2 separate regions of the Homo sapiens genome follow, and region 1 is linked to region 2. Evidence: read pairs that join two places in POLR2A ChIA-PET (ENCODE). Cell type or tissue: A673. All regions are shown on one strand. Each heading gives the region's core, and the rest is flanking DNA. Links, peaks and the distances in the headings are about the cores only.

Region 1 (17,321 bases), core at 3,870-11,869, 310 kb before region 2:
GGGAAAATTAAACAAATGTTTGTGAAAGTGTTTTGAGCCAGGTGTGCTGGCTCATGCCTGTAATCCCAGCCCGTTGGGAGGCTGAGGTGGGCAGATCGTGTAAGTTCAGGAGTTTGAGACCAGCCTAGGCAACATGGTGAAACCCTGTCTTTCACCCTTCCATGGTGGAAGTATTTATACCATGGAATAAAGAAAATTAGCTGAGTGTAGTAACATGCACTTCTAGTCCCAGCTACTTGGGAGGCTGAGGTGGGAGGATCACCTGAGTCCAGGAGGTAGAGGTTGCAGTGAGCCAGGAGAGACCCTGTCTTAAAAAAAAAAAAAAAAGTTTTGAAAGTATTATCTGCCACATAAACCTAAGTATATTATTTTTATTTTGCAAATAGGTAACTTTTTTATACCAGAAAGCTCGTATTCTTTGACTAAGCTCTACTGAGAAAGCACTTATTATCAAATATTTATTGAGCATCCACTTGGCGCTAGACATACTTCTAGATCCTGGGATATGGCAATAAATACAACAGAGCGTCTCCCAACTTGTGGAGCTTACATTCTAAAGAGAAAAGATGGAAAATAAATACACAAGAAAAATGTCAGATAGTATTTCAAGTAAGTACAATGCAGATAATAAAAACAGTGTAATGCAACAGGAATGATTGGGCAGACTTTAGATTGGGAGTCAGGAAAGACCTTTCTGCAAGGTGATGTTTAGGCTGAGTGACAAGAAGGAACAAGCATTGCCAACATCAGAGGTAGGAGCATTCTAGGCAGAGAATGGTTCCTAAGGCCCTAAGCAGGAACGAGCTTGGCAGGTGTCAGGAACAGAGAGAGGGCCAGAGTGGCTGGAGCATGGCGGGCCAGGTGGAAATGGGACACAGTGGGTTCAGAGAAGAAGGTTGGGGTCAGATCACAGAGAACTTTGTCAACCAACATAAGGAGTTTGGGTTTTATTCCAAGTACAGTGGAGACCAGGATTTTAAGCAGGAGATTAATAAGGTTTGACTTTTAGAAGATGACTCTGGCTTTTGGAGGAGAATGGATTATAGGTCAGTCTTGTAGCAGTGCAGATGAGAGGGAATATGGGCTTATACTGGGCTAATAATAGAAAAGTTGATAAAAGTAGAATATGTGTAGGGTATCACTGAAGATGGTATAAAGAGAAACTCCTCATGGCTTAGATTGGTGTGGGAAACAGAAGTATCAGGTGTGGTTCCTTGATTGTTGGCCAGAGTAGGACAATTTACTGAAGGAAAAGTAATTATGGGGAATGAGGAGGAAAAGGAGAGTCAGGAATTGTTTTGACCCTGTGAAATTTGACTTGCCTATCAGTCATCTTGGTGAATATGTCAAGAAGGAAGAAGCTGGGTCTGCAAATCTCTAGTGTAGGAATCACTGGCACATAGATGGAGCTGGAGGAGGTTACCCTGAAGGACAGTGTACACAGAGAAAGGAAGGGGTTCTAGCTTGGAGGCTGAGCCCAGAGAGGAGGCACAGAAGGCTGAAAAAGAATAGTCAGTGAGGAAAACCATGAGAATGAGGTGTCCTGGAAGCTACTAGAAGAAAGTAGGGGATAATCAAGTAGGAGGGAGGTCAAGCAGTGTAAGAACAGAGAAGCGACCACTGGGCTTGGCAATGTGTCAAGGGAAGCTGTCGGCTGGTGTCTTGACAGGATTGGTGGGGGTAGAAGTTGAAATGAAATGAGTTGAGAAAGAGATGTGAGGTGAGGAAGTGGGTATTTCAGCTGTAGAGAATTCCCTTAAGAAGTTTGCTGTGAAGGGGGACAAAGCAATGGGGAATGCCTACTGGAGAATTCAGAACAAAGTAAAGATATCTGGTATGTTTGCACATTAATGAATATGATCTAGTAGACATTGTCCACATGACATTGATGTGCACAAGGAGGGATAATTATTGGAGATAAATCCTTGGGAAGGTGTGAGCAGATGGGATTTAGAGCATAAGATGGGGGGTTGGACTTCAACAGGAGCAGAGACATTTCATCCAGAAGAGCAAAAGGGAACACAGAGAAGTATGGCAGATGAGTGGTAGATGTGGCATTGAAAAGGTGAATCTGTTTGCTTCTGTTCTTTATGCATTTGAAAGTGGTGGGGAGCTAGAGGAGAGAGGTAGACATGTGATATCGTCACCTGGAGAAGTGAGGAAACACGTATGTAGAGCACTGTGGCAAAGTTGCCTGGCAGTATTGAGTCCCCTGCAAGATTTGTGGTCCTGAGTCTAAAGTAAGACTCATGAGCATGCTTGTGTTTGGTTTTGTTTTATTCTTCTACCAGCTGGACTGCAGGTGTGGTTTAAGTAGTAGCTAGTTTAATCACTGTTGGGTTTTTCCAGGGGAGTACAGTGGAAGGGGAGACGGAAGATGGAGTTAGAAATATTACCAACAGGAGGGGCCGGGCGCGATGGCTCACACCTGTAATCCCAGCACTTTGGGAGGCCGAGGCGGGCGGATCACGAGGTCAGGAGATTGAGACCATCCTGGCTAACATGGTGAAACCCCATCTCTACTAAAAATACAAAAAAAAAAAAATTTGCCGGGAGTGGTGGCGGACACCTGTAGTCCCAGCTACTTGGGAGGCTGAGGCAGGAGAATGGCGTGAACCTGGGAGGCAGAGCTTGCAGCGAGCCGAGATTGCACCACTGCACTCCAGGCTGGGTGACAGAGCGAGACTATGTCTCAAAAAAAAAAAAAAAAAAAAAAAGAGAAGAAAAAAGAAAAAAAAAGAAATATTACCAACAGGATGATTATAAGAATGGATCAGGGAATCTGGCAGGATAAGGAGGAAATTGATAACTGGGGGTGATTAATGGAGAAAAAGTGGATTGGAGAGCTTGAGATGGAAGGGTTTCTGTAGTGGGAGCACTGGAACTGGTGACCTGGAAGATCAGGAAATGTTTGAATGCAGAAATGTGCCAAAAGACAGGAAACATTTTCCAAGATGATAAAAATCTCAGTAGTGAAAATCTCTTTGGGGTTTAATGTATTTTGAGGCTTTCACCACAATTAAAAAGTGACACTAATTCTGAAGTTACAGATCTTTGACTAGGGGAGGCAGTAGAAGACCCTCTGAACCTTCCTGGCTGGTCAGGACAAGCTTACTGGGTTTTGGGAAATAAAAACATCATTTTCTTCTCCTAGAAGGTCTAGGAAGAGACTTTGAAGAATCTCTTTATTACAGAATCCTAGCAGACATGACAGAGAGAGGCATGACTAATGCTTAGGCAAGTAAGTATATATTCATGGGGCAAATCATAGGGAGAATTATGCTTTTTAACTATTAAAGTTCATGTAATGGGACTTACGCCCAGTCTCCAACTCAAGTGCCATGTTTCTCCTCAATTATTACAAAAATCAAGAGTATCCTATGTGGATACTACAAGTTGCTAAGCTCTTTATTGTATGGATTCAAACAGAAGACTTTTTTCTGGCACTCAATTGCATTTAGTAAAAATGTAGTATAACATGGTTAGCCAACCATAGCCATTGCATGGTTCCATTATATATTACTAGAGTGTTTTTCTCAGATGAATGTGAGGCCTAAAACACTCACAGTGACATAATTTCACAAGAAATTCTGGGTTCTATAGAGAAGGTTGGCAGTGTGATGCTGAAATATGTAACAGGCCTGAAATACAACCTGAAGGAATACTTGAAGAAGTGTCTGGCTTTCTGCTACATATCTTAAGCAGGAAGACAGACATGTTCTTTTTTGTTATTATTATTTCCTTCAAAAGATCTGAGGATCTGTTACATGAGGTCATTCTTCTTCCCTGTGTACTTCCTTAGGCTGACTGGTCTTATAGCCACGATTATCTTCCCTGCAGAGAATGAATTTTCCAGAATGTTTTGGTTCATTTCCTTGAGAGCTTTTAAGCTTTAGAATTTTTTCACAGACTAGGTTAGCTGTAAAACTTTAGGAAAGTGACTCAGTCTTCTTAAATAAATAATGTAAGCCACTGAGTACTTTGTAATCAAGTCACATTTTGCAGAAATGAGCTGCATAGTATAAATGTCTTTTTAAAAGTACATTAAAAATTATGGGCATCTTGAAGGTTTGTGTTTACTGTATCTCTCATATGAGGAGATGCATTTTTAATGACAGATCCTACCTTTCCCTGGAAGTCTTTTTAATAGTCTCTATGGATACCCTATGTGGAAAGCAGAAACACTTAAGCATCTGTTGCTTTATTACTGTGATCATGTTCCTGAACATGTATCTGTTAAATACTTTCTTGTACATTACGTCAGCTGTCAAATGCAGTATCAAAATACAGCATTTAGTTGAGTGACATTTTAGTAGCCTGTGGCTATTTAGTACTTATTTGCTCTTTCTATGCCTATGTCTGTGTCCTACCCAGCACAGTTAAAATTGGTCATCAGTGGAAAGAATGACAGAAGAATAAGAATCCCAAGGTGGACAGGTGTGGTGGCTCATGCCTATAATCCCAGCACTTGGGAGGCCAAGGTGGGCGGATCACCTGAGGTCAGGAGTTCAATATGAGCCTGGCCAACATAGTGAAACTCCGTCTCTACGAAAAATACAAAAATTAGCCAAGCATGGTAGTGCGCGCCTGTAATCCCAGCTACTCGGGAGGCTGAGGCACAAGAATTGCTTGAGCCCAGAAGGCGGAGGTTGCAGTGAGCTGAGATCGTGCCACTGCACTCCAGCCTGGGTGACAGAGCGAGACTCTGTCTCAAAAAAAAAAAAAAAAAAAAATTCCCAAGGCAAGGAATCTGTTTGTTAATTGATTACTTTATTTGATTTACAATATTCACATTTCCAAGTATGTATTTGACCTCCCAAATTAAATTGTTAGCTATAGAAATTTTGTTCGTTCTCTTACAGTTTGTTTTTTGAGTTTCAGGACTATTGTTAAAGGTATACTGTGACAATGTGTATTAGATACCATGAAAAATATATCATTGAATATGCTGTATCACTCACACTGACAAAAAGCTGTTAAATAAATAACAGAGAAACATTATGGAACATAATATCTGTCAGGGGGACTGAATCAGTGAAGGAAAAGTAGCCAAAGTAACCCATGATGTGGAGGTGCACCATGCACACTATTAATGGCTCAGAGTCTCTCACTCTTATTCCCATGTTAGACAACTATTTCAAAGTTTCTTTGACTAAGAATAAAAAGTAAATCTCTTGCAAGCCATCCCCCCAGAAATGAAACTCAAGGTCTGTTAAAGGGCCAGTATATAGCTGCACAATTATCAAATTTCTGAGCTAAAGCTTGTCATTTCTTTTTTCCTTTAGTAACTTATTATGGCAAGTTTCCCTCTTTTTTTTTTTTTTTTTTTTTTTTTTGAGACAGAGTCTCACTCTGTTGCCCAGGCAGGAGTGCAGTGGTGCCATCTCGGCTCACTGCAAGCTCCGCCTCCCAGATTCATGCCATTCTCCTGCCTCAGCCTCCCGAGTAGCTGGGACTACAGGCGCCCGCCACCACGTCCGGCTAATTTTTTTGTATTTTTAGTAGAGACACGGTTTCACCATGTTAGCCAGGATGGTCTCGATCTCCTGACCTTGTGATCCGCCCGCCTCAGCCTCCCAAAGTGCTGGGATTACAGGCGTGAGCCACCGCGCCTGGCAAGTTTCCCTTCTTATGACGCCTAGTTATTTTTGGTACCCTCTCCATTTGAGAACATAGTAGGTCCTTGATTCCATGTCTTAACTTATCTGAGGGATTTTGTTTTCCATTGGAAATCATATTGGTGAAGAAAATATTCTCATTAGTAAAAATTTTTTCTCTAAGATTATAAATGAAAGCTCTTTAAATGTTCATTTTAAAACATCCTGAATATTCACATCTGTGTGATATACAGGATGAATATATACCCTGACTGTGTATTCACTCCTGTGTATATAAAACATCTGTGAAAGGTATATGTCACCTGAACCTAATATTTTGAAATATTTGACAAAAAGAACAACTGATCCATATTTTTTGAGGTAGCGTTTTTAAAGAAAAATTCTATTTAAAAATTCCAGAAGAGTATTGTATTTTTCATAAAATTTCAAATAATACTAATTGTTTCCCTTTCTTCACCAAAGGAAAGAAGTGTTAATGGTGGATTATATATAATAATACACACAGAGAAACACATATGCACAAGTGTACTTTTAAACAAAAATGTATTATGTTATATGCATTCTTCTGTAAATAGTTGCTTCTACTTTGCAATATGCCTTAGACATCAATCCATCTCAATATTCATTGTTTATAACTTCTTGATAGTACTCCTTAATATGCTTGTACTATAATTTCTTTAACCATTACCCTATTAATGGTCCTTTGGGTTGGTCTTAATATTTGATATTACAAATAGTGCTGCAGTAAACATCCCTACACTTACATTTTTGAGCATTTGTGTCAGTATTTCAAAAAACAATTTCTAGGCATGAAACTGCTGAGGCAAAGAATGTGCGCATTTAATTTGAGACATACTGATAAATATCCCTACAGAAATGTTGTTTCAGTTTCCGGAAGTCTGTTATTAATCATGAAACGAAATAAATTAGAAGTTTCTCAAATGATAGGAATTACAAGTCTGCTGAATGATTAGGGCATATATCACAGATGAAGTTTTATAACTCTTTTTGGTTTTGTATAAATTTAAAATTTATATTTTAAGTAGACACAAGTTGAATACAAGACATGGAAATTATTTTAGCTCTTTTTTTTTTTTTGCATTTTGTGGGAATGGGGGTTAGTGGCTCAGAGAGAGGAGAGGGCAAAAGAGTCACTATTTGGTCTTGGAAATGGAGAAATGTAGGTGAGTGAAAGCATCTTTATAAGAATATGCTTTCTGGAACAAGATGATGTTTAGTAAGGTTTTCATGATTTTCAAGTAAACCAGCTGTGACTGGGATTCAGTCCAAGAAGGTCTTTGTGCTGGGACAATACAGATCTTTAGGCTATGGAATAGGAGTAGAACAACAAAATTTCCTGTGCATATTTGGTTTATAAAAATAACCTCTTTGAAAGCACATTTTAAGTTTCAAGTATCCCGTGCTTCTGAACTATTTCTAGGCTATCCTGTTTCAGTCAAAGGGCTTGATTTTAATACAATACCTAAGCTTATCTTTTCACTCAAGAGCAAAAATTCTATATCTTTTCCAGAGTTATGCAGGCATTAGTCATATACTCTACTCTCCTTCCCCGCCAACACGAAAATCCTTCCTCTGTCTGTCCCATTTCCTCACTGATGTATGTAACAGGAGTGATGCAATTTCTTTGCAATGTTGGCAGTTATAATTAGGCTATCTCTTTTGGAAAGGCCTCAAGAATCCCATAGTGAAGGCTGCAAAGGCACCACATGCTTTTTTATTCACTGTGTGATTAGAAAAATTATTGAAAATTTGAGATTTGATTCTTAGACCTATGAAGAAGCTCTTGTGAAACTGGCCTGAGAAAGGGAGCCAGTTAATTTCTTTATAAGACAAATTTCTCCATGCTTTCAGATTCCAGCATATTTTATTATTTTAGCAGGCACCCAGTTATTAATTACTGTAGTAATTCAGTTAAATATAAGATTGTTGAGTGCTCCTTAGGACCTTCTCCAGGAGTCTACTTAATTCCTGAGGACCCTTTCTTATACTAATACTGGGCTTGGCAGTATCTGGTGCACTATTCCCTCACCTAGGAAATGTCAGTAGACACAGCTGTGAAAGGCTATTTAACTGTTTGTTCAAAGATACGTTAATACTTGCTTATAATTTGAAGTATTCTTTTGAAAACTAGTTAGGCCTACGGTTCTATCTGTCAGTCCTACTTAGGAGACTGTGTGGTTAGAAAGAACAATAGCATTGGTGTTCAAATAGGCCTGTGTTTTGAATCCCACTTTTGTTTTTGTTACCTACTACAGTGGCTTCAGCTTGGGCAGGTTATGTCAGATGGGTATCATAACTCCTGTAGGACTAGAGAAAGAAGTGAGCAAATGTTTGTAACATGCATAACACCACACTTAACTTGGGGGAAGAGCTGGATCAGCAATCGTTGTTCTCTTCATTAGCACTTCCTTCTCAGTTTTGGGGAATCCTTAAAATAGTGCTTCCCAGAGTGTTCCACAAGGGTATTCCTGCTGCAGAAGATCATAAGCCCTCTGGCCTCTGGCAGTTTAGCCCAGAGTAGTCTGCTGCCAGGGGGAAATGACTTGAAGTCTTGTTTTACTTTAACCTCTTTGTAATATACATATGTTTTCATGCAGAAATGATGTTAGAATTACCAATTGAATAACTTAATGTAACTTGATGTTTCCCCTTCTTCAAATCCTTGGGGAAAAAATTAGCCTCCAAAAGTATGCTCCACACTTCTAATGGGGCTGAGTCTGGGGAAGCCCATTAGTAGTGCTTCCGGAGTGTACATGCTCAACCTGAGAACCATACCCAAGAGAAGCTCTGGAGATTAAGAATAGATTTTGGGGGCCAATATGTCATCATGAATTGAAATAAAATCATATAATAACATTGGATTGTAAATATATGTTGGTTTAGAAGCCATACTTTTGTCTCTATTTTTTGTTTTTAAAGAGACAGGGTCTCCCTCTCTTGCCCAGGCTGGAGTGCAGTGGTGAAATCACAGCTCACTGCAGCCTCTAACTCCTGGGCTCAAGCCATCCTCCCACATCACCCTCCCAAATGCAAGTAGCTGGGACTACAGGCGTGCACCACCATGCTTAGCTCAGTATTTTTAAAAATTTTATTTCTCCTCAGAGTTATTGAGCTTCTGTATCTGCAGAATAACGTGAGTCTTTTGCTCTCACTGGGGAAACCAGATATGGGGATACAAGGTATCAGAAGATTCATAGCTACATGCAGTGGCATATGATTAGGTGAGAAATGGTGGTGTGGATCATAAATAACATGTTTAATAGAGAAAGATGCCACCTTGGACCGAAAGCCAGAGGTGGTTTCTTCGAGGTGCATAGATAACTTGATGAGTTTGGAGAATGGGTGGGATTTGATTGGTTGGAAAACAAGGCATCTTGGGATATTTCTTCTTTTCCATTCTCATAGCTATTACTAAATCTTACTGCTTATGTTTTCCACCAGCTCCTGAAACACTAATTTATTTGAACCTATGGCAATATCTCTTGTTTTTGAAAAGACCTGTAGTAATGGTATAACATTTTTGTTAAATGTGTTTATTTAAAACTGTCACATTTTACTATATGTCTGTGTTTCTCTGCATGCATAATCAAACAGTATTTTTTCCCACTGACTTGGCCATATTGTTCTGTCTTCAAAACCCTTAACCATTAACCTTTCTGATCAAATTATGAGTCTTTCCCATTTAGCTAAGATTATTTTCAGGCCAATGTATCCTCCCTACTCACATGCATGCATTTTGACTTCCCAGGCCATTTTCCCCTAACTCCCCCACCCACCCACAAACCCATCCAGCCACCTTTCCCCTACACTCACTTTTTTCCCCTTCTATTGTGTCCTTCCTTCTCCTTTGCTTGCCTGAAACCACCTACCTCTTATTATAAAAGACTCCACTTCCTGGTGAGGTATCTCGGAAGGGTATGCTTTCTGCAGGGCTGTTAGAACTTTGTGGAAATACTTTGGCTCAGTGCAGCTTTATTGAGCCCTTCCATGAATATCTTTGGGAGCAGGTGAGGAGGATGGGGTATATGAAGCAATGGTATTGGGACTGCTTTGAGTCTTAAAAGACTACATTGGAAGCATTTGGGAAACAATGTCTTGGCATATATGGAAGGAAATGATATCTAAACAGTTGGTGGAAATCCCAACCTAAAGAATTTAACAACTTCCAAGGGAAAACAGATTGTTGCAATTTACTTTCTTAATTTAAACGGGAAAACATGCCTTGGCCATTTTCAACTAATGATGCTGTCTGGTATTTGGTGGGGGACTAAAGGGGATTCTGTCACTATTATCTGGAGGTTGTATAGAGAGCCAGCGAAGCTGTTAAGCATAAATAGAATACATTTTTTAAAAATAATAAAAAGAAAAAACAAACCAAACTCACTTTTATCCTTGCCCTCCGCTGCCTTCACCCCAAAAAGAATTTAAGATTTCACAAAGCTACATCCCTAGAGGATGGCCAGAAGAGGTTTGTGTGTAGATCATTGAGATGATATAAAATGTGGTAGGTTCACATGGGCCCTAGGAAGTGAATGTCAGTAAGCCCTTCCAGATATGAATGTAAAGCTTTTCAGAAGAAGAGACATTTCTCTGGTACCTGCATCATATTAGGTGCTACCTTATGTTACCTTAGTTGGGACAGAAAGCAGGGACACACAGCAGTGTCTTTCCTCTGTCACACCAATCTGTCTAAACAGCTCTGATTCTTCCATATGTAGAAGAATTCCCAAAGACGGTTTTTTATTTTTGTTTTTTTTTTTTTTGTTTTGTTTTGTTTTGTTTTGTTGAGACGGAGTCTCGCTCTGTCCCCCAGGCTGGAGTGCAGTGGCGCCATCTCGGCTCACTGCAAGCTCCGCCTCCCGGGTTCACTCCTTCTCCTGCCTCAGCTTCCCGAGTAGGTGGGACTACAGGTGCCCGCCACCACGCCTGGCTATTTTTTTTTGTATTTTTAGTAGAGATGGGGCTTCACCATGTTAGCCAGGATGGTCTCAATCTCCTGACCTCGTGATCCGTCCGCCTCGGCCTCCCAGAGTGCTGGGATTACAGGTGTGAGACACCACACCCGGCCATTTTTTTTTTAATTGGAATATATGCAAACCTAGGTCTGTAATATTTTTGCAAGACAATAGTTTGCTGGAACTGGAGGGGACATTGCCACATCCCACCCAGGCCACTTTACTAATTCTTGTTTCCTTCTTGATCTCTGTTAACATTTCAGAGCCTCTAAGGAAATGCCTCTAGGCAAGGCTCTAGGTACCCAAAAACATTAGTCTGGGGCATATTTCTCCAAAAGGGGAAACAATAGAGATACATTGATAGCTTGCGTTGAACATTTATACATTATTCTTTAGAAGATTGAAATGGTCTTATATGTTGCAACCAGAAATGTGTAATAATGCCTGTTTTTATCTGTTTATTTTTCTTTACCAGGTGTTCAGGGAATCTGTAAAAATGGCACTTGTGAACTTTTCTCTATGTGATAATTTACTATCTTTTTGGTTCTGCATATATTTGCATTCATCATTTTGTAAAGAGATCCTGGGAATTGATTATATGTGTTTATCTAAAAACTATTTCTATAGTTTGAATAGTAAAGTTCTCAATTACTTTTGTGCTATTGCTTGTTTGTATACTTTTTATTCCATTTAGATATGCAAACTTTTTCTCATTCATTCTCTCCTCTCCCCAGCCCCTGGCAACCATCATTCTACTTTCTGTCTCTATGAATTTGATTACTCTAGGTACCTCATGTATGTGGAATCATACAATATTTGTCCTTTATGACTGGCTTATATCACTTAGCGTAATATCTTCAGAGTTCATCCATGTTGTAGCATATGTCAGAATTTCCATCATTTTTAAGATTGGATCATGTTCCATTGTGTGTATATACTACATGTTGTTTATTCAATGGACACTCAGTTTGCTTCCGCCTTTTGGCTATTGTGAATAGTGCTCCTATGAACGTGGGCATACAGATACCTGTTTGAGTCCCATTTTAATCCCTTTACGTGTATACCCAGAAGTAGAATAGCTGGATCGTATGGTAATTCTATGTTTAATTATTTGAAGAATTACCGTATAATTTTTCATAGCAGCTGCACCATTTCACATTCTACCAGCAATGCACAAGGATTCCAGTTTCTCCACATCCTCACTAACATTTATGATTTTCTTTTTTTAAAAAAAAAAAACATAGTCATCCTAATGGGTGCACAGTGGTATCATTGTGATTTTGGCTTGCATTTTCCTAATGATGATATGCATCATTAGTGATGTTAAACATCTTTTTAATGTGCTTAGTGGTCATTTGTATGTCTTTGGAGAAATGTCTATTAAGTTCTTTGCGCATTTCTAAACCAAGTTGTTTGGTTTTTGTTGTCGTTGTTGAGTTGTAGGAGTTCTTTATATATTCTGGATATCAATCTCTTATCACATACATGATTTGCAAATATTTTCTCCTATTCTGTATATTGCTTTTCCATTCTGTCGATAGTGTTTTTTGATGTACAAGAGTTTTAAATTTTGATGAAGTCCAATTTATCTATTTTTTTCTCCTGTTAACTGTGTTTTTGGTGTCATATTCAAGAAATCATTGCCAAATCCAATGTCATAAAGCTTTTACCGTATGTTTTCCTCTAAGAGTTTTAAGTTTTAGCTCTATGTTTAAGTCCTTGACCCATTTTTGAATTAATTTTTGTGTACTCTATAATGTAGAAGTCCGCTATGGTCTGAATCTTTGTTTCTTCCCAAAATTCATGTATTGATACCCCCAAGGTGATGATAGTAGGAGTTGGGGCCTTTGAGAGGTGATGAGGTCATGAGGGCAGACCTCTCATGAATGGGATTAGTGCCCTTATGAAAAAGACCCCAAAGAGCTATCTGGCCCCTTCTACCAAGTGGGCACACATAAAAGGCATTATTTATGAGGAAGCAGGCCCTCACCAGACACTGAATCTGCTGATGTCTTGATCTTAGACTTCCCAGCCTTCAGAGGGAAATGAGAAATAAAGGTTTATTGTTTATAAGCTACCCAGTTTATGATATTTTCTGATAGCAACACAAAGGGACTAAGACATGGTCCAACTTCATTCTTTCACATCTGGAAAATGAGTTTTCCCAGCACTATTTGTTCAAAAGATTGTCCTTTTCCCAATGAATGGCAGACATTTTTAGAAGTAATATTTTCAAAGCCATTTTTCTTTCTCAGAGAGGTATTGTGATATATTGAACTTTAGAATCATACAAATCTTACTTCACTACTAATTAACTGATCTGGGATACATTAATTGACCTTTCTGAGACAGGATTGGAGAGATCGTTCATCTTTCTGGCTCTCGTGTCTGCCTTTAGGTGGTCTGAACTCTCTAAAGGGGGGATGTTTATTGACTCACTAAAATTACACCAGCTCCAATTTCAGGCAAAAAGATGGAAGGAATATTTTATTTTAAAACATGAGATTTTAGTTTCTCTCTATCTAATTGGTCTATCTTATACCTTAGGTTATAAGAAAAATAGAAAATAAATTCTGGTCTATCTTTACATTTACCACCTGTACTATTTTTCTGGGATCATTTTCTTTTCTTTTTTATTTTTAATTATACTTTAAGTTCTAGGGTACATGTGCACAACGTGCACATTTGTTACGTATGCATACATGTGCCATGTTGGTGTGCTGCACCCATTAACTCGTCATTTACATTAGGTATATCTCCTAATGCTATCCCTCCCCCCTCTCCCCCCTCACCCCCGGACAGGCCCCAGTGTGGGATGTTCCCCACCCTGTGTCCAAGTGTTCTCATTGTTCAGTTCCCACCTATGAGTGAGAACATGTGGTGTTTTTGTCCTTGTGATAGTTTGCTCAGAATGATGGTTTCCAGCTTCATCCATGTCCCTACAAAGGACATGAACTCATCCTTTTTTATGGCTGCATAGTATTCCATGGTGTATAGGTGCCACATTTTCTTAATCCAGTCTATCATTGATGGACATTTGGGTTGGTTCCAAGTCTTTGCTATTGTGAATAGTGCCGCAATAAACATATGTGTCCATGTGTCTTTATAGCAGCATGATTTATCATCCTTTGGGTATATACCCAGTAATGGGATAGCTGGGTCAAATGGTATTTTAGTTCTAGATACTTGAGGAATCGCCACACTGTCTTCCACAATGGTTAAGCTAGTTTACAATCCCACCAACAGTGTAAAAGTGTACCTATTTCTCCACATCCTCTCCAGCACCTGTTGTTTCCTGACTTTTTAATGATCTCCATTCTAACTGGTCTGAGATGGTATCTCATTGTGGTTTTGATTTGCATTTCTCTGATGGCCAGTGATGATGAGCATTTTTTCGTGTGTCTGTTGGCTTCATAAATGTCTTCTTTTGAGAATTGTCTATTCATATCCTTTGCCCACTTGTTGATGGGGTTGTTTGATTTTTTTTCTTGTAAATTTGTTTAAGTTCTTTGTAGATTCTCAATATTAGCCCTTTGTCATATGGGTGGATTGTAAAAATTTTCTCCCATTCTGTAGGTTGCCTGTTCACTCTGATGGTAGTTTCTTTTGCTGTGCAGAAGCTCTTTAGTTTAATTAGATCCCATTTGTCAATTTTGGCTTTTTTTGCCATTGCTTTTGATGTTTTAGTCAGTCATGAAGTCCTTGTCTATGCCTATGTCCTGAATGGTATTGCTTAGGTTTTCTTCTAGGGATTTTATGGCTTTAGGTCTAATGTTTAAGTCTTTAATCCATCTTGAATTAATTTTTGTATAAGGTGTAAGGAAGGGATCCAGTTTCAGCTTTCTACATATGGCTAGCCTAGCACCATTTATTAAATAGGGAATCCTTTCCCCATTTCTTGTTTTTGTCAGGTTTGTCAAAGATCAGATGGTTGTAGATGTGTGGTATTATTTCTGAGGGCTCTGTTCTGTTCCATTGGTCTGTATCTCTGTTTTGGTACCAGTACCATGCTGTTTGGGTTACTGTAGCCTTGTAGTGTAGTTTGAAGTCAGGTAGCGTGATGCCTCCAGCTTTGTTCTTTTGGCTTAGGATTGTCTTGGCAATGTGGGCTCTTTTTTGGTTCCATATGAACTTTAAAGTAGTTTTTTCCAATACGAAAATCTTTTGTATGTAAATAGTGGTGGTTTCTTGTCTTCCTTTTCTCCATTTATTACTGTTGTTTCAGTGTTGATTTGTATTGCTTTTGCATTTCTTTAATGTTTTCCAGAAATATTTCTGAAACATGGTGGTGGCATTTGGCATTTTTGTATTTTATATTTTGTTAAGGAGAATGATTCATGCTTTTCTGTTACCTACTCCTACTTATAACATTTATAATTATTTTGATGTTAGAATATGGAACACCTTGTGTTGCATTGCTGACAAAACACAAACAAATCTTTAAATTAATTAACAAAAATTTTTTAATGTACCACACTTCCTTAAACTTCTCTATGTAGCATTTTAATTAAGGAATATAAAACTTAAAAGCAAAGAACTAGAAGGAGCCTGATAGGTTACACAGCCCTGGCACCGAAAGTAGGTTTTATCTTACATTCCTATCCGAGTTGAATAGTGGAAGCTGCATAGAGTGCTATGTTAGGAAGACTGAGGCTTCATTCTGGAAGGAGTTGTATAATCAATTAGCGATGTTGGGCATGGGCAAGAGATGAAGCAAAATATTACTCAATTTTATTCTATTCATTACCAATCTTAATATAATTTATTTTACAGATAAAGGGATTGAATCTAAAAAGGAAAAAAGTTTGCATAGATTTACATAGCATATGTGTAGTGCTTTGAATAGTGTCCCCATAAGTCATGTCTTCCTGAATCTCCGAATATGACCTTGCTTGGAAGTAGGGTCTTTGCAGGTATAATTAGTGAAGATAAGGTCATACTGGATTACAGTGGGCCAATGAATCCAATGAATGTTGTCCTTAAAAGAAGAGGACAGGATAAGAGAAAGACACAGAGAAGACCATGTGAAGACAGAGGCAGAGACTGGACAGATTCAGCTACAAACCAAGGAGTATGAAAGATTGCCAACAACCATCAGAAGCTAGGAAAGGGCAAGACAGGATTCTTCCCTAGAGCCTTTGGAGGGAGGATGGCTTGCTAACACCTTGATTTTAGACTTCTAGATTCTGGAAGTATGAGAGAGTAACTTTCTGTTGTTTTAAGTCACTCAGTTTGTGGTACTTTGTCACAGAAACTCTAAGAAACTAATACAGTATCTGGGACTAAAACCCATACCTCCTTAATCTAATTCCAAAGAGTTAAGCACAGCATGAGAGAAAAAATATAGAACTAAACTTTGAAAAGTAGAAAAACTATGGGGTTACATGTGATAAGCCTTTGGGTTCCAAATGTGAGATCCTATCATCTAAAACATACATTCATGAGAGTTAAACAGTATAATGAGAGCAGTATCAATTCAGTACAAAAAACAGTGCAAGGAAGTTCTTGATTGATTGTTATGTCAGTCAGGGTCCCTGCCAGATGCAGATGGCCATCTCAACTTAGATCATTTGTGTGACCTTTAATACAGGGACTGTTTATAAAAGCATAGAGAGATCATAGGGGTGATACATTACAACACAGCCAGTAACAGTGGGGCAGGGTACTGTTACTACTCCTAGGCCTGAAGATGTAAGAAGAGGGAACAGTTACTAGAACCTGGGTTACGGAGAGAGCTAGGTTGAGGGGTCACCTGGTAGAAGATAAATAACCTGCAGAGAGACTATATATTTAGAACTGGGAGTTTAAATATTCCAGTCTTACTCTCCTCCCTGCCTCCTGTCTCTTGCTGGTGCTCCCTGTTGACTAAATCCACTTGCAAATTTGAGGTCAGTGGAGCTCAGTGATGCAGTACCTATAGGTCGGTTTCCCAGGGCAGAGAGCAGAGTGTATGGGGGAGGGAGGGAGGCACATGGAAGATAACCAGCCAATGCCAATGAGTATAAGACAGCAGATTAATAAGGAAATTGAGCTCGCACAATGTAGAATTTCCTAGACAATATGCAAAGCTCAAAACAGAAAGTCCTCTTGTGTCTAAGTACGTAGCCCATTCAAGTAAAAACAACATTCCTGCCTGTTGTGATGTCTTAATCTACTTATCTCCAAGCATCTTATTTCTTATGGTGACATGTTTTGCAAAGAATGTATTTGTGTCTAGATCCATGAATGCCTTGGACCCAACAGGCATCAAGTATGAAACTGTTGTGTTAATAAAAAACAACAAGGTTATAGATGGCATTTTTTCCCTTAGGAGGCTAAACATGCAGTCACAGTACTTTCTCTACCACATTATGAATTAGTGCAAGTGTGATTTGTGTTTTTCAGGTGAGCAAAGACAGGCACAGAAAAGGCTAGTAAGCTACCTAGGGTCACCTAGTGTGTTTAGTTTTCCATGCAGCGACTTTTGCTGTTTAGTTTCAGAGGTGACCAAGTGTCTGCTGCAAAGTCACGATAAGTGATCATTTGGGGGAGTACAAGGAGTGCTGGCAAGAATGTAAAAGCAGTTCCTTCTGATAATTAAACTATCAAGTTGACATATTGATCATTCCAACAACTTGGAAGGTTCTCCGATCTTTAAACCAGTAAAGCAGCTGGTAGAGAATGTGGATTCCAAAGACCAATGGCCTGGATGCAAATTTTTGGTTGGCCTTTCTTTTTCTGTAATTTT
Region 2 (14,735 bases), core at 4,812-12,811:
TATAGAAATAGAACAAGAAATAACCCTGATGGTGAAATTAGTAGATAGGATTTTAGAACCACTATGATAAAGATATTCAAATATTTATTTATTTGCATGCTAATAATTTTTTATTGGATGCCAGAATTTGTGGATTGTACCTTTGGGGTGCTGAATATTCTTTTTCTTTTATATTATGCTTTAAGTTCTAGGGTACATGTGTACAACATGCAGGTTTGTTACATATGTATATATGTGCCATGTTGGTGTGCTGCACCCATTAACTCGTTATTTACATTAGGTATATCTCCGAATGCTATCCCTACTCCCTTCCCCCACCCCACAACAGGCCCCGGTGTGTGATGTTCCCCTTCCTTTGTCCACGTGTTCTCATTTTTCAATCCCCACCTATGAGTGAGAGCATGCAGTGTTTGGTTTTCTGTCCTTGCAATAGTTTGCTGAGAATGATGGTTTCCAGCTTCATCCATGTCCCTACAAAGGACATGAACTCATCCTTTTTTATGGCTGCATAGTATTCCATGGTGTATATGTGCCACATTTTCTTAATCCAGTCTATCATTGTTGGACATTTGGGTTGGTTCCACATCTTTGCTATTGTGAATAGTGTCTTAATAAACATAAATGTGCATGTGTCCTTATGGTAGCATGATTTATAATCCTTTGGGTATATGCCCAGCAATGGGATGGCTGGGTCAATTGGTAGTTCTAGTTCTAGATCCTTGAGGAATCGCCACACTGTCTTCCACAATGGTTGAACTAGTTTACAGTCCCACCAACAGTTAAAAGCGTTCCTATTTCTCCACATCCTCTCCAGCACCTGTTGTTTCCTGACTTTTTAATGATTACCATTCTAACTGGTGTGAGATGGTATCTCATTGTGGTTTTGATTTGCATTTCTCTGATGGCCAGTGATGATGAGCATTTTTTAATGTGTCTGTTGGCTGCATAAATGTCTTCTTTTGAAAAGTGTCTGTTCATACCCTTTGCCCACTTTTTGATGGGGTTGATTTTTTCTTGTAAATTTGTTTAAGTTCTTTGTAGATTCTGGATATTAGCCCTTTGTCGGATAGGTAGATTGTAAAAATTTTCTCCCATTCTGTAGGTTGCCTGTTCACTCTGATGGTAGTTTCTTTTGCTGTGCAGAAGCTCTTTAGTTTAATTAGATCCCATTTGTTTGGGTTTTGTTGCCATTGCTTTTGGTGTTTTAGTTATGAAGTCCTTGCCCATGCCTTTGTCCTGAATGGTATTGCCTAGGTTTTCTTCTAGGGTTTTTATGGTTTTACGTCTAACATTTAAGTCTTTAATCCATCTTGAATTAATTTTTGTATAAGATGTAAGGAAGGGATCCAGTTTCAGCTTTCTACATATGGCTAGCCAGTTTTCCCAGCACCATTTATGAAATAGGGAATCCTTTCCCTATTTCTTGTTTTCTGTCAGGTTTGTCAAATATCAGATGGTTGTAGAGATGTGGTATTATTTCTAGGGCCTCTACTCTGTTCCATTGGTCTATATCTCTGTTTTGGTACCAGTACCATGCTGTTTTGGTTACTGTAGCCTTGTAGTATAGTTTGAAGTCAGGTAGTGTGATGCCTCCAGCTTTGTTCTTTTGGCTTAGGATTGTCTTGGCAATGTGGGCTCTTTTTTGGCTCCATATGAACTTTAATAGTTTTTTCCAATTCTGTGAAGAAAGTCATTAGTAGCTTGATGGGGATGGTATTGAATCTATAAATTACCTTGGGCAGTATGGCCATTTTCACAATATTGTTTCTTCCTATCCATGAGCATGGAATGTTCTTGCATTTGTTTGTGTCCTCTTTTATTTTGTTGAGCAGTGATTTGTAGTTCTCCTTAAAGAGGTCCTTCACATCCCTTGTAAGTTGGATTCCTAGGTATTTTATTCTCTTTGAAGCAATTGTGAATGGAAGTTCACCCATGATTTGGCTCTCTGTTTGTCTGTTATTGGTGTAGAGGAATGCTTGTGATTTTTGCACATTGATTTTGTATCCTGAGATTTTGCTGAAGTTGCTTATCAGCTTAAGGAGATTTTGGGCCGAGACGATGGGATTTTCTAGATATACAATCATGTCATCTGCAAACAGGGACAATTTGACTTTCTCTTTTCCTAATTGAATACCCTTTATTTCTTTCTCTTGCCTGATTGCCCTGGCCAGAACTTCCAACACTATGTTGAATAGGAGTGGTGAGAGAGGGCATCCCTGTCCTGTGCCAGTTTTCAAAGGGAATGCTTCCAGTTTTTGCCCATTCAGTATGATATTGGCTGTGGGTTTGTCATAAATAGGTCTTATTATTTTGAGATACGTCCCATCAATACCTAGTTTATTGAGAGTTTTTAGCATGAAGTGCTGTTGAATTTTGTTGTAGGCCTTTTCTGCATCTATCGAGATAATCATGTGGTTTTCGTCTTTGATTCTGTTTATATGATGGATTACATTTTTTGATTTGCATATGTTAAACCAGACTTGCATCCCAGGGATGAAGCCCACTTGATCATGGTGGATAAGCTTTTTGATGTGCTGCTGGATTCGGTTTGCCAGTATTTTATTGAGGATTTTTGCATCGATGTTCATCAGGGATATTGGTCTAAAATTCTCTTTTTTTGTTGTGTCTCTGCCAGGCTTTGGTATCAGGATGATGCTGGCCTCATAAAATGAGTTAGGGAGGATTCCCTCTTTTTCTATTGATTGAAATAGTTTCAGAAGGAATGGTACCAGCTCGTCTTTGTACCACTGGTAGAATTCAGCTGTGAATCTGTCTGGTCCTGGACTTTTATTGGTTGGTAAGCTATTATTGTCTCAATTTCAGAGCCTGTTATTGGCCTATTCAGAGATTCAACTTCTTCCTGGTTTAGTCTTGGGAGGGTGTATGTGTCGAGGAATTTATCCATTTCTTCTAGATTTTCTAGTTTATTTGCATAGAGGTGTTTATAGTATTCTCTGATGGTAGTTTGTATTTCTGTGGGATCGGTGGTGATATCCCCTTTATCATTTTTTATTGCATCTATTTGATTCTTCTCTCTTTTCTTTATTAGTCTTGCTAGTGGTCTATCAATTTTGTTGATATTTTCAAAAAACTAGCTCCTGGATTCATTGATTTTCGAAGGGTTTTTGTGTCTCTATTTCCTTCAGTTCTGCTCTGATCTTAGTTATTTCTTGCCTTCTGCTAGCTTTTGAATGTGTTTGCTCTTGCTTCTCTAGTTCTTTTAATTGTGATGTTAGGATGTCAATTTTCGATCTTTCCTGCTTTCTCTTGTGGGCATTTAGTGCTATAAATTTCCCTCTACACACTGCTTTGAATGTGTCCCAGAGATTCTGGTATGTTGTGTCTTTGTTCTTGTTTGTTTCAAAGAACATCTTTATTTCTGCCTTCATTTCGTTATGTACCCAGTAGTCATTCAGGAGCAGGTTGTTGAGTTTCCATGTAGTTGAGTGGTTTTGAGTGAGTTTCTTAATCCTGAGTTCTAGTTTGATTGCACTGTGGTCTGAGAGATAGTTTGTTATAATTTCTGTTCTTTTACATTTGCTGAGGAGTGCTTTACTTCCAACTATGTGGTCAATTTTGGAATAGGTGTGGTGTGATGCTGAAAAGAATGTATATTCTGTTGATCTGGGGTGGAGAGTTCTGTAGATGTCTATTAGGTCCGCTTGGTGCAGAGCTGAGTTCAATTCCTGGATATCCTTGTTAACTTTCTGTCTCGTTGATCTGTCTAATGTTGACAGTGGGGTGTTAAAGTCTCCCATTAGTATTGTGTGGGAGTCTAAGTCTCGTTGTAGGTCTCTAAGGACTTGCTTTATGAATCTTGGTGCTCCTGTATTGGGTGCATATATATTTAGGATAGTTAGCTCTTCTTGTTGAATTGATCCCTTTACCATTATGTAATGGCCTTCTTTGTCTCTTCTGATCTTTGTTGGTTTAAAGTCTGTTTTATCAGAGACTAGGATTGCAATCCCTGCTTTTTTGTTTTGTTTTGTTTTCCATTTGCTTGGTAAATCTTCCTCCATCCCTTTATTTTGAGCCTATGTGTGTCTCTGCACATGAGATGGGTTTCCTGAATACAGCACACTGATGGGTCTTGACTCTTTATCCAATTTGCCAGTCTATGTCTTTTAATTGGAGCATTTAGCCCATTTACATTTAAGGTTAATATTGTTATGTGTGAATTTGATCCTGTCATTATGATGTTAGCTGGTTATTTTCCTTGTTAGTTGATGCAGTTTCTTCCTAGCATCAATGGTCTTTACAATTTGGCATGTTTTTGCAGTGGCTGGTACCGGTTGTTCCTTTCCATGTTTAGTGCTTCCTTCAGGAGCTCTTTTAGGGCAGGCCTGGTGATGATAAAATCTCTCAGCATTTGTTTTTCTGTAAAGGATTTTATTTTTCCTTCACTTATGAAGCTTAGTTTGGCTGGATATGAAATTCTGGGTTTAAAATTCTTTCTTTAAGAATGTTGAATATTGGCCCCTACGCTCTTCTGGCTTGTAGAGTTTCTGCCGAGGGATCCACTGTTAGTCTGATGGGCTTCCCTTTGTGGGTAACCCAACCTTTCTCTCTGGCTGCCCTTAACATTGTTTCCTTCATTTCAACTTTGGTGTATCTGACAATTATGTGTCTTGGAGTTGCTCTTTTTGAGGAGTATCTTTGTGGTGTTCTCTGTATTTCCTGAATTTGAATGTTGCCTGCCTCACTAGGTTGGGGAAGTTCTCCTGGATAATATCCTGAAGAGTGTTTTCCAACTTGGTTCCATTCTCCCTGTCACTTTCAGGTACACCAATCTGACGTAGATTTGGTTTTTTCACATAGTCCCATAATTCTTGGAGGCTTTGTTCATTTCTTTTTACTCTTTTTTGTCTAAACTTCTCTTCTTGCTTCATTTCATTCATTTGATCTTGAATCACTGATACCCTTTCTTCCACTTGATCAAATCAGCTACTGAGGCTTGTGCATGCATCACGTAGTTCTCGTGCCATGGTTTTCAGCTCCATCAGGTCATTTAAGGAGTTCTCTACACTGGTTATTCTAGTTAGCTATTCATCTAATCTTTTTTCCAAGGTTTTTAGCTTCTTTGCGATGGGTTCGAACATCCTCCTTTAGCTCAGAGAAGTTTGTTATTATCGATTGTCTGAAGCTGTCTTCTCTCAACTCATCAAAGTCATTCTCCATCCAGCTTTGTTCCATTGCTGGTGAGGAGCTGTGTTCCTTTGGAGGAGAAGAGGTGCTCTGATTTTTAGAATTTTCAGCTTTTCTGCTCTAGTTTCTCCCCATCTTTGTGGTTTTATCTACCTTTGGTCTTTGATGATGGTGATGTACAGATGGGGTTTTGGTGTGGATGTCCTTTCTGTTTGTTAGTTTTCCTTCTAACAGTCAGGACCCTCAGCTGCAGGTCTGTTGGAGTTTGCTGGAGGTCCACTCCAGACCCTATTTGCCTGGGTATCACCAGCGGAGGCTGCACAACAGCAAATACTGCAGAACGGCAGATGTTGCTGCCTGATCCTTCCTCTGGAAGCTTCATCACAGAGGGGCACCCGGCTGTATGAGGTATCAGTCGGCCCCTACTGGGAGGTGTCTCCCAGTTAGGCTACTTGGGGGTCAGGGACCCACTTGAGGAGGCAGTCTGTCCGTTCTCAGATCTCAGACTCCATGCTGGGAGAACCACTACTCTCTTCAAAGGTATCAGACAGGGACGTTTAAGTCTGCAGAAGTTTCTGCTGCCTTTTGTTCAGCTATGCCCTGCCCCCAGAGGTGGAGTCCACAGAGGCAGGCAGGTCTCCTTGAGCTGTGGTGGGCTCCACCCAGTTCGAGCTTCCTGGCAGCTTTTGTTTACCTACTCAAGCCTCAGCAATGGTGGACACCCCTCCCCCAGCCTTGCTGCTGCCTTGCAGTTTTATCTCAGACTGCTGTGCTAGCAATGAGTGAGGCTCTGTGGGTGTGGGACCCTCCAAGCCATGCACGGGATATAATCTCCTGGTGTGCTAAGGCCATTGGAAAAGTGCAGTATTCGGGTGAGAGTGTCCCAATTTTCCAGGTACCATCTGTCACGGCTTCCCTTTGCTAGGAAAGGGAATTCCCTAACCCCTTGTGCTTCTCAGGTGAGGCGATGTCCCGCCCTGCTCCGTGGGCTGCACCCACTGTCTGACAAGCCCCAGTGAGATGAACCCAGTACCTCAGTTGGAAATGCAGAAATCACTTGTCTTCTGTGTCGCTCATGCTGGGAGCTGCAGACTGGAGCTGTTCCTATTCGGCCATCTTGGAACCTCAAGATATTCAAATATTTAAAGAAAAACATGAACATATTGAGAAAACAGAGTATTTCAACAGAGAAATGAAATCTTTAAAAAAAGAAGCAAATAGAAATTATAATACTGAAAAATATGGCATATAAAATGAAAATATCACAAGATAGGTTTACCATTACTGAAGCAAAAACTTGAAGACAGGCCACAAGAACTATGGAAAACTGAAGCAGAGAAGGGAAAGATTGAAAAAAAAGTGAATGAAGCCTCAGCGACCCATGAAACATATGAAGTCTCTCTCTCTCTCTCTCTCTCTCTCTCTCTCTCTCTCTATATATATATATATATATATATATATATATATATGATAGATAGATAATCAGGAGGAAGGAGAAGGAACAGATTGGAGCAGAGAAACATTTAAAGAAATATTGGTCCAATATTTTCCAAATTGAATGAAAAATATAATGTAATAAAATTGATGAATATGAAGCAAGATGAACACAAAACTGCATCATCTTATAATCAAACTGCTAAAAGTCGATGATAAAGAGAAAATATTAAAAGCAACCAGAAAAAAGGCACATTACGTAGAGGTAAACAATATCAAGAATAATTGCTGACTTCTGAGAAAAGAAATACAGCTCAGAGCAGTCTGAGCTCTGTGAGGTGTGCACAATTCGTCAGGCCCAGAGAGACAGGAGTATGGGACTTCAGCCACACACCTCAATCCCTTCCTGCATCCATGTGCAGGCATGACTGTTTAAAGGTATTTTTTTCCCGACTGGGCATGGTGGCATGTTTGTGCCTGTTGTCCTAACTACTCAGGAGGCTGAGGCACAGGGATCACTTGAGCCCATGAGGTCAAGGCTGCAGTGAGCTATGATTGCACCACTGTACTTCAGTCTGGGCACAGAGCCAGACCTTGTCTCTAAAAAATATATATATATATATAACCACTTGTAATTGCTGTAACTGCTGCTAACCAGAGCATATATTTGAGCAACTTGAATCCCTAGGCTCCTGGGTTGCAGTGCTCAAACTTGGCTTAAATAAACTCTTTATTAATTTGTCCTCAGTTTTTTCCTTTTAGATTGACACTTCTCAGTAACAATACAAGCCAGAACTAATGGATACTTTTGGCCCATCACTTGGACCACTTCAATCCATGTGTATCTCTTCAGGTATGCTGTATGATGTTCTTACAGACAGAATCTGTATAGTGCTATTTCTAGCCAGCCTCCAACCCCAGGAATCTGGCTTAAATAAATCCAAGTAGTAAAGCCAGGAACATATCATATGTTATGGAAATTATGCATCAGGTGGAAAAATATCTTAGAGTTGTGGGAATACTTTGATATATGTTCTTATTAATCATCAATGTGCTATATAACAGAATGCATGCTGCTTTAAATTTTAAAACCGTTTGTGGAGAAAAAAAAAAGAACTTACCACCTGGCTGGGTGCAGTGGCTCACACCTGCAATCCCAACACTTTGGGAGGCCGAGGCAGGGGGATCACCTGAGGTCAGGAGTTCGAGACCACCTGACCAATATGGTGAAACCTTGTCTCTACTAAAAATACAAAAATTAGCCAGGTGTGGTGGCATGCGACTGTAGTCCCAGCTACTCGGGAGGCTGAGGCAGGAGAATTGCTTGAACCCAGGAAGTGGAGGTTGCAGTGAGCCGAGATCGTGCCATTGCACTCCAGCCTGGGCAACAAAGTGAGACTCCGTCTCAAAAACAAACAAACAAACAAAACAACAACAACAAAAAAACTATTCGTGGCTAATAATCTAATGTGTTCAGAAGAGAAACCCTAGTACAAGAAAAAGAATTCTGTGTGAAGAACTATGTGAAGAACTGTGTGAAGAAACTATGATATAGAAAGTCAGAAGATATTGTACATTACTTGTTCTAAAGCATCCTGAGAAAGCAATATTAAGATCTCAGAAGTAAGTACCAAGAAAAAAATGATGTTGGTTTCAAAAGTAGTAAAAGAAATGAGTTTAGGCCTGCCATGGTGGCTCACACCTGTAATCTCAGCATTTTGGGAGACTAAGGCAGGAGAATTGCTTAAGGTCAGGAGTTAGAGACCAGCCCGGGCAATACAGGGAGACCTCATCTCTACAAAAAATAAAAATATTAGCTGGGCATGGTGGCACATGCCTGTGATCCCAGCTACTCAGGAGGTGGAGGTCGGAGAATCACTTGAGCCCAGGAAGTCGAGGTTGCAATGAGCTATGATCACACCACTGCACTGCAGCCTGAGCGGCAGAGTGAGAAGCCTGTCTTGGGGGAAAAGGAAAACGAAAACAAAATGAGTTTATTCAGGCTGCAGAAGTTCAAGTCAAAGGAAAGCTTAGAAATTTTATTTACATCAAGATAAAGAAGTTTAAAGCATATGATTATTAAATATTTCGTTGGAAGATAGCATTTAATGACAGAGAAAATAGTTACGATATTATTATATAGAAATAACAAGTCACACATTAGTAATGGATGTGGTATCATCCAGTAATAGAGAAAGTAGGCTTAAAGGTAATTTTTACTTTCTTCTTTTTGCTTTTTTGTATACCATTATGCATTTTCTACAATAAACATTTTTTTAGGTTTGTACATTGCTTAAAAATGTTTGTTAGACTTTATTATTTTAAGAGGAGTTTTAGCTTTACAGCAAAATTGAGCAGATGGGTACACAGACTTCCATATGCACCACCACCTCCTCCCACCCGCAGGCATGGCTCCCAATTATCAACACTGCCCACAGAGTTGCATGTTTGTTACAACTGATCAACCTATACTGGCATATCATGATCACCCAAATTTTATAAACATGTTATTATTTTTAATATATTTTATCTTTTGAACAGTTTTAGGTTTACAGAAAAATTAAGTGGAAAGTACAGAGAGTTCCCATATTCCCCTTCACTTCCCCCACCCCAGATTCCATTATCAATAATACTAGTATTAGTGTCATATAGTTGTTACAGTAATGAGCAAATATTGATACATTATTAACTAAAGTCTGTAGCTTACATTAAGGTTTACACTTTGTGTTGTACATTCTATGGTTTTGACAAATGTATATTGAACTATATCCATTGTTACAGTATCAATTCATTATTTTTGTAATTAGAAAAATGGTTATAAACACAAAATTAATGATTATTACATAGATGATAGTGATAGTATCTCAGGCTATAGAGATAAGCTATTGCTTAATTCCACTGAAAACAGAATAGCTCTGGGAGTTCATTTCTATTTATTGCTTCTAATAATAATACCAATGGCTTAACCTAGAAAAATATTATCTTTCCCTATTAATTTATGTATGTACCCTTTGGGTCTGAGAAGGCAATTAGTTTCATTGAGGTCATTCTTAAAAAAAAAAATAGAACAATTGGAAGATTTTTACATCTTTTCAATTACATGTCTAAAACTATGCCAGGCACATTTGGGGGTCTCTAGTGCCTGGGATGATGAGAGAAGACCTTGTACAGAAGATGATCTTTGAACTAGAACTTAAAGAATAAGTAAAAATGGAAAAAGAAAACAATAAAAGGAAAAGGAGAGTAGCATCCATGCAAACTGTAATGGTTAATACATTACATTAGAGGGTTATACTGTGTGAATTCTTGTTAAAAAAGAATAGATCTTTGTTGGATGTTTGAGTAAAAGCTTAATAGACGGAGTGCCTTTAAGTTGGGTTGTGATAAAATTAGACAAAGAAAAATACAGAGGAAAAGTAAAAGTAAACTCAGCCGCCTGGGTGTGGTGGTTCATGCCTATAATCCCAGCACTTTGGGAGGCCGAGGTGGGCAGATCCCTTAAGGTCAGGAGTTCAAGACCAGCCTGGCCAACATGGTGAAACCCATCTCTACTAAAAATACAAAAATTAGCTTGGTGTCATGGCAGGTGCCTCTAGTCCCAGCTACTAGGGATGCTGAGGCAGGAGAATCACTTGAACCCGGGAAGTGGAGGTTGCAGTGAGCCAAGATCATGCTACTGCATTCCAGCCTGTGTAACAGAGTGAGACTCTGTCTCGAAAAAAAAATAAAATAAATAAAATAAATTCAGTCAAAATGTGGAGGATCAAAATCTGAGGAGTGATTCTATGATAAGTAATACAGAGAGTGCATATAGAAGAGGTTTGTGGGAGATAAAGCTTGGTTGGTGACAAGGAAGGACTTGATGGATAGTCTTCCGAGACGGGGTTTGATCACAGCAAACCCGAGATGGAGTCATTCTGTATTATATTAACGTTTTCTGCATTTAAATCTGTATATTGGATAGACTGGGGACAAAAAAAAAAGAGACAAAGACCCATACAATTATCTAGGCGTCCAGAGCCTACATTTAAAAAGTGACATAGGACTAGAAAGAAAGGATGATCTGTAAGACATTTCTATGAAAAAGTAGTATCAGGAACTAATGACTTGTATTAGTCTGTTTTTTCATGTTGCTGATAAAGACATATTCAGGACTGTGAAGTAAAAGAGTTTAATAGGACTTGCAGTTCCGCATGGTTCGGGAGGCTTCAGAATCATGGCAGGAGGTGAAAAGGACTTCTTAAATGGCAGCAGAAAGAGAAAAATGAGGAAGATGCAAAAGCAGAAACCCCTGATAAAACCATCAGATCTCGTGAGACTTATTTACTACCACAGGAACATTATGGGAGAAACCACCGCCATGATTCAAATTATCTCCCACCAGGTCCCTCCCACAATACATGGGAATTATGGGAGTGGAATTCAAGATGAGATTTGGGTGGGGACACAGAGCCAAACCATATCATTCTGTCACTGCCCCCTCAAATCTCATGTTCTCACATTTCAAAACCAATCATGCCTTCCCAACAGTCCCCCAAAGTCTTAACTCATTTTGGCATTAACCCAAAAGTCCACAGTCCAAAGTCTCATCTGAGACAAGGCACGTCCCTTCTGCCTATGAGCCTGTAAAATCAAAAGCAAGATACTTCCTAGATAAATGGGGGTACAGGTATTGGGTAAATACAGGCATTCTAAATGGGAGAAATTGAACAAAACAAAGGGGTTACAGGGCCCATGCAGGTCCAAAATCCAGCAGGGCAGTAAAATTTTAAAGCTCCAAAATGATCTCCTTTAACTCCAGGTCTCACATCCAGGTCACACTGATGCAAGAGGTGGGTTCTCATAGTCTTGAGCAGTCCACCTCTGTGGCTTTGCAGGGTAAAGCCCCACTCCTGGCTGCTTTCACGGGCTGATGTTGAGTGTCTGCAGCTTTTCCAGGCATACAGTGCACGTTGTTGGTGGACCTACCATTCTGGGGTCTGGAGGATGGTGGCCCTCTTCTCATAGCTCCACTAGGTGGTGCCCCAGTAGGAACTCTGTGTGTGGGGGGGCTCTGATCCCACATTTCCCTTCCATGCTGCCCTAGCAGAGGTTCCCCTGAGGGCTCCACCCCTGCAGCAAACTTCTATCTGGGCATCCAGACGTTTCCAGTCATCTGAAATCTGGGTGGAGGTTCCCAAGCCTCAATTTTTGACTTCTGTACACCCGCAGGCTCAACACCATGTGGAAGCTGCCAAGGTTTGGGGCTTGCACTGTCTGAAACCATAGGCCGAGCTGTACCTTGGCCCCTTTTAGCAACAGCTGGAGCAGCTGGAACACAGGGAACCAAGTTTCTAGGCTGCAGACAGCATGGGGACCCTGGGCCCAGCCCAAAACCATTTTTTCCTCTTAGACTTCTGGGTCTGTGGTGGGAGGGGCTGCCATGGAGACTTATGACATGTCCTGGAGACAATTTCTCCCTTGTCTTGGGGATTAACATTTGACTCCTTGTTACTTACACAAATTTCTGCAGTCTGCTTGAATTTCTTTTCAAAAAATGCATTTTTCTTTTCTACTGTATCATCAGGCTGCAAATTTTCTGAACTTTTATGCTCCGTTTCCATTTTAAAATGGAATGTTTTTAACAGCACCCAAGTCACCTTTTGAATGCTTTGCTGTTTAGAAATTTCTTTGCCCAATACCCTAAATCATCTCTTTCAAGTTCAAAATTCCACAAATCTGTAGGGCAGGGCAAAATGCCACGAGTCTCTTTGCTAAAACATAACAAGGATCACCTTTGCTCCAGTTCCCAAAACTTCTTCAACTCCATCTGAGACCAACTCAGCCTGGACCTTATTGTTCATATCACTATCAGCATTTTTGTAATAGTCATTCAACAAATCTCTAGGAGGTTCCAAACTTTACCAATTTTCCTGTCTTTCTGAGCCCTCCAAACTGTTCCAGCCTCTGCCTGTTACCCAGCTCCAAAGTTGCTTCCACATTTCGGGTATCTTTTTGGCAACAACTCACTCTAGGTACCAGTTTACTGTATTAGTCTGTTTTCACACTGTGGATTAAAGACATACCCGGGACTGGGAAGAAAAAGGGGTTTAATTAGACTTACTGTTCCACATGGCTGGGGAGGCCTCAGAATCATGGTGGGAGGCTAAAGACACTTCTTACATGGTGGCGGCAGGAGGAAAATGAGGAAGATGCAAAAGTAGAAATCCCTGATAAACCCATCAGATCTTGTGAGACTTATTCACTACCATGAGAACAGTATGGGGAAACTGCTCCCATGACTCAAATCATCTCCCACCAGCTCCCTCCCAGAATACGTGAAAATTATGGGAGTACAATTCAAGATGAGATTTGGGTGGGGACACAGAGCCAAACCATATCATGACTGGAGTAGAATTTGAAGAACAGAGAGAAAAACCAAGATGAACCCAAGATATTGAACTTAGAATACTGGTGAGGCTGAAGGTGAAATTAAAAAAGTGGGGAGGAAAGAGCAGTCTTAGACCTGTAGTTTTGGACAGTAATTAGAGGGAAAAGTCATGGAGGTAATTGGACACAAAAGAAAGGCATCCAAGTGAGAGAGAACACAGCAGGGAACACAAACTCAGGAGCCATAAGCATCAAGGTGAGAAATGAAACTTTGAGAGTAGATGAGCACTTGGCTGAGAACTGAAGGGAGAGAGTTCCCCCAGGCCTTTAAGGGATATCTGGAAAAGGAGGAACAGCAATGGAAGAAGAGCCAGAAAAGGAAGTGTGAGAGAACTAGGGGAATGAGGCTAGACAGTAATGACCAGAAAGGAGTAATTTTAAGAAGGAGGTGACAACATCAGCTTCTGAATAGTAGTTAAGAAAAATTAGAAGGGGGTCAAGGACATTAATAATATTAAGTGTATTTCAACGGACTGTGGAAATAGAAGCTGGATTATAGAGGGTTTCCAAAGAGATCAAATGGTGGGGAAATAGATTCTAAGTGGGTAATGACCACTCATTTGAGGATTTGGGATTTGAAAGGAAGGAGAAAATGATGTAGAATTAGAAAAAAAAAAGTCTATTCAACATATATTTTAGCAGCTAAGAAACTCATGAATGATTAAAAGCAGAAGGGAAGGAGTCTATTTCCATATTCTTTTCTGCATGTATTTTTTATTTTAAACTTGTAGCCATAGCCTGGTGTGGTGGTGCACATCTGTAATCCCAACTACTCAGGAGGCTGATGTGCGAGGATGGCTTGAACTTAGGAGTTTGAGACTACAGTGATCTAAGATCTCATTACCTGAGTATTCTTTTGAAAATATATTACCAGGCAATTATTTTGAAAATAATGTTGTTTCATTATAATTTTTACTATTTGAAAGTATAGTCCTGTATTGTCTTCTTGAAGAACATGCAACCTTGCCTAGGTGCTCCTTAGGGAAAAACTGGGCCCACTGTAAAGTGGAGTCACACTGCAAGTGGGTCACAGAGCTGCTAACAAGCGGTAAGAATTTAGGATTATTACTTTTCTTTTTTTTCTTGAGACAGTCTCATTCAGTTGCTCAGTCTGGAGTGCAGTGGCGTGATCTTGGCTCACTGAAACCTCTGCCTCCTGGGTTCAAGCCATTCTCCTGCCTCAGCCTCCTGAGTAGCTGGGACTACAGACACACACCACCATGCCTGGCTAATTGTTGTATTTTTAGTAGAGATGGAGTTTTACCATGTTGGCCAAGCTGGTCTTGAACTCCTGACCTCAAGTGACCCACTTGCCTTGGCCTCCCAAAGTGCTGGGATTACAGGCATGGGCTACCATGGCCAGCCAGGGTTACTACTTTTTTGTGTTATAGTTTGACACTCAGAAAACAGATCATCCATTTCATGTTTGATTTTTTATCCTTCATGACATTGAGGAACATTCAAATTCCAGCTTCAGCACCCTTTTATTCTGCAGTTTGAATGATAAATAATAAAACTTCAGTTTCTGCTTCAGTTCTTTGTATCATAAAAATGGAGTTATATTTACAGATGTCAAATTATCATGCATACATTTCATGACCAATAATAAGATTTGACTAAGGGATTTTCAAAGAAAAATGATCTACTGGTGATGAATATTTATCATATACTCTTTGCTACATTATATCGTAGGTGATGGCCATTACTTCATGGCAACTGTAATCTGT

What was found. ChIA-PET counts read pairs that join two places held together with the same protein. Peaks named below come from ENCODE experiments on the same cell type or tissue, not always from the same donor. Only the 100,000 strongest peaks of a DNase experiment are listed, where the experiment ranks them.
Region 1: POLR2A ChIA-PET joins it to region 2 with 11 read pairs; 2 of 35 experiments call an interaction of 5 or more read pairs at or near these places.

Annotation. Positions count from the first base shown.
Region 1 is chr2:196,390,216-196,407,536 of GRCh38, reverse strand. The region is part of intron 2 of HECW2 (HECT, C2 and WW domain containing E3 ubiquitin protein ligase 2); the gene reads left to right. Among named protein-coding and RNA genes, the nearest start is that of HECW2-AS1, 140 kb to the right of the region's middle. RefSeq lists a silencer at 2,363-2,553 and an enhancer at 7,038-7,332. In A673, for the core only: no CTCF peak of the experiment used is centred there; DNase peaks (open chromatin) are centred at 6,896 and 7,226; H3K27ac peaks cover 3,466 bases.
Region 2 is chr2:196,080,736-196,095,470 of GRCh38, reverse strand. No RefSeq gene overlaps it. Among named protein-coding and RNA genes, the nearest start is that of DNAH7, 19 kb to the right of the region's middle. RefSeq lists an enhancer at 8,122-8,201. In A673, for the core only: no CTCF peak of the experiment used is centred there; no DNase peak of the experiment used is centred there.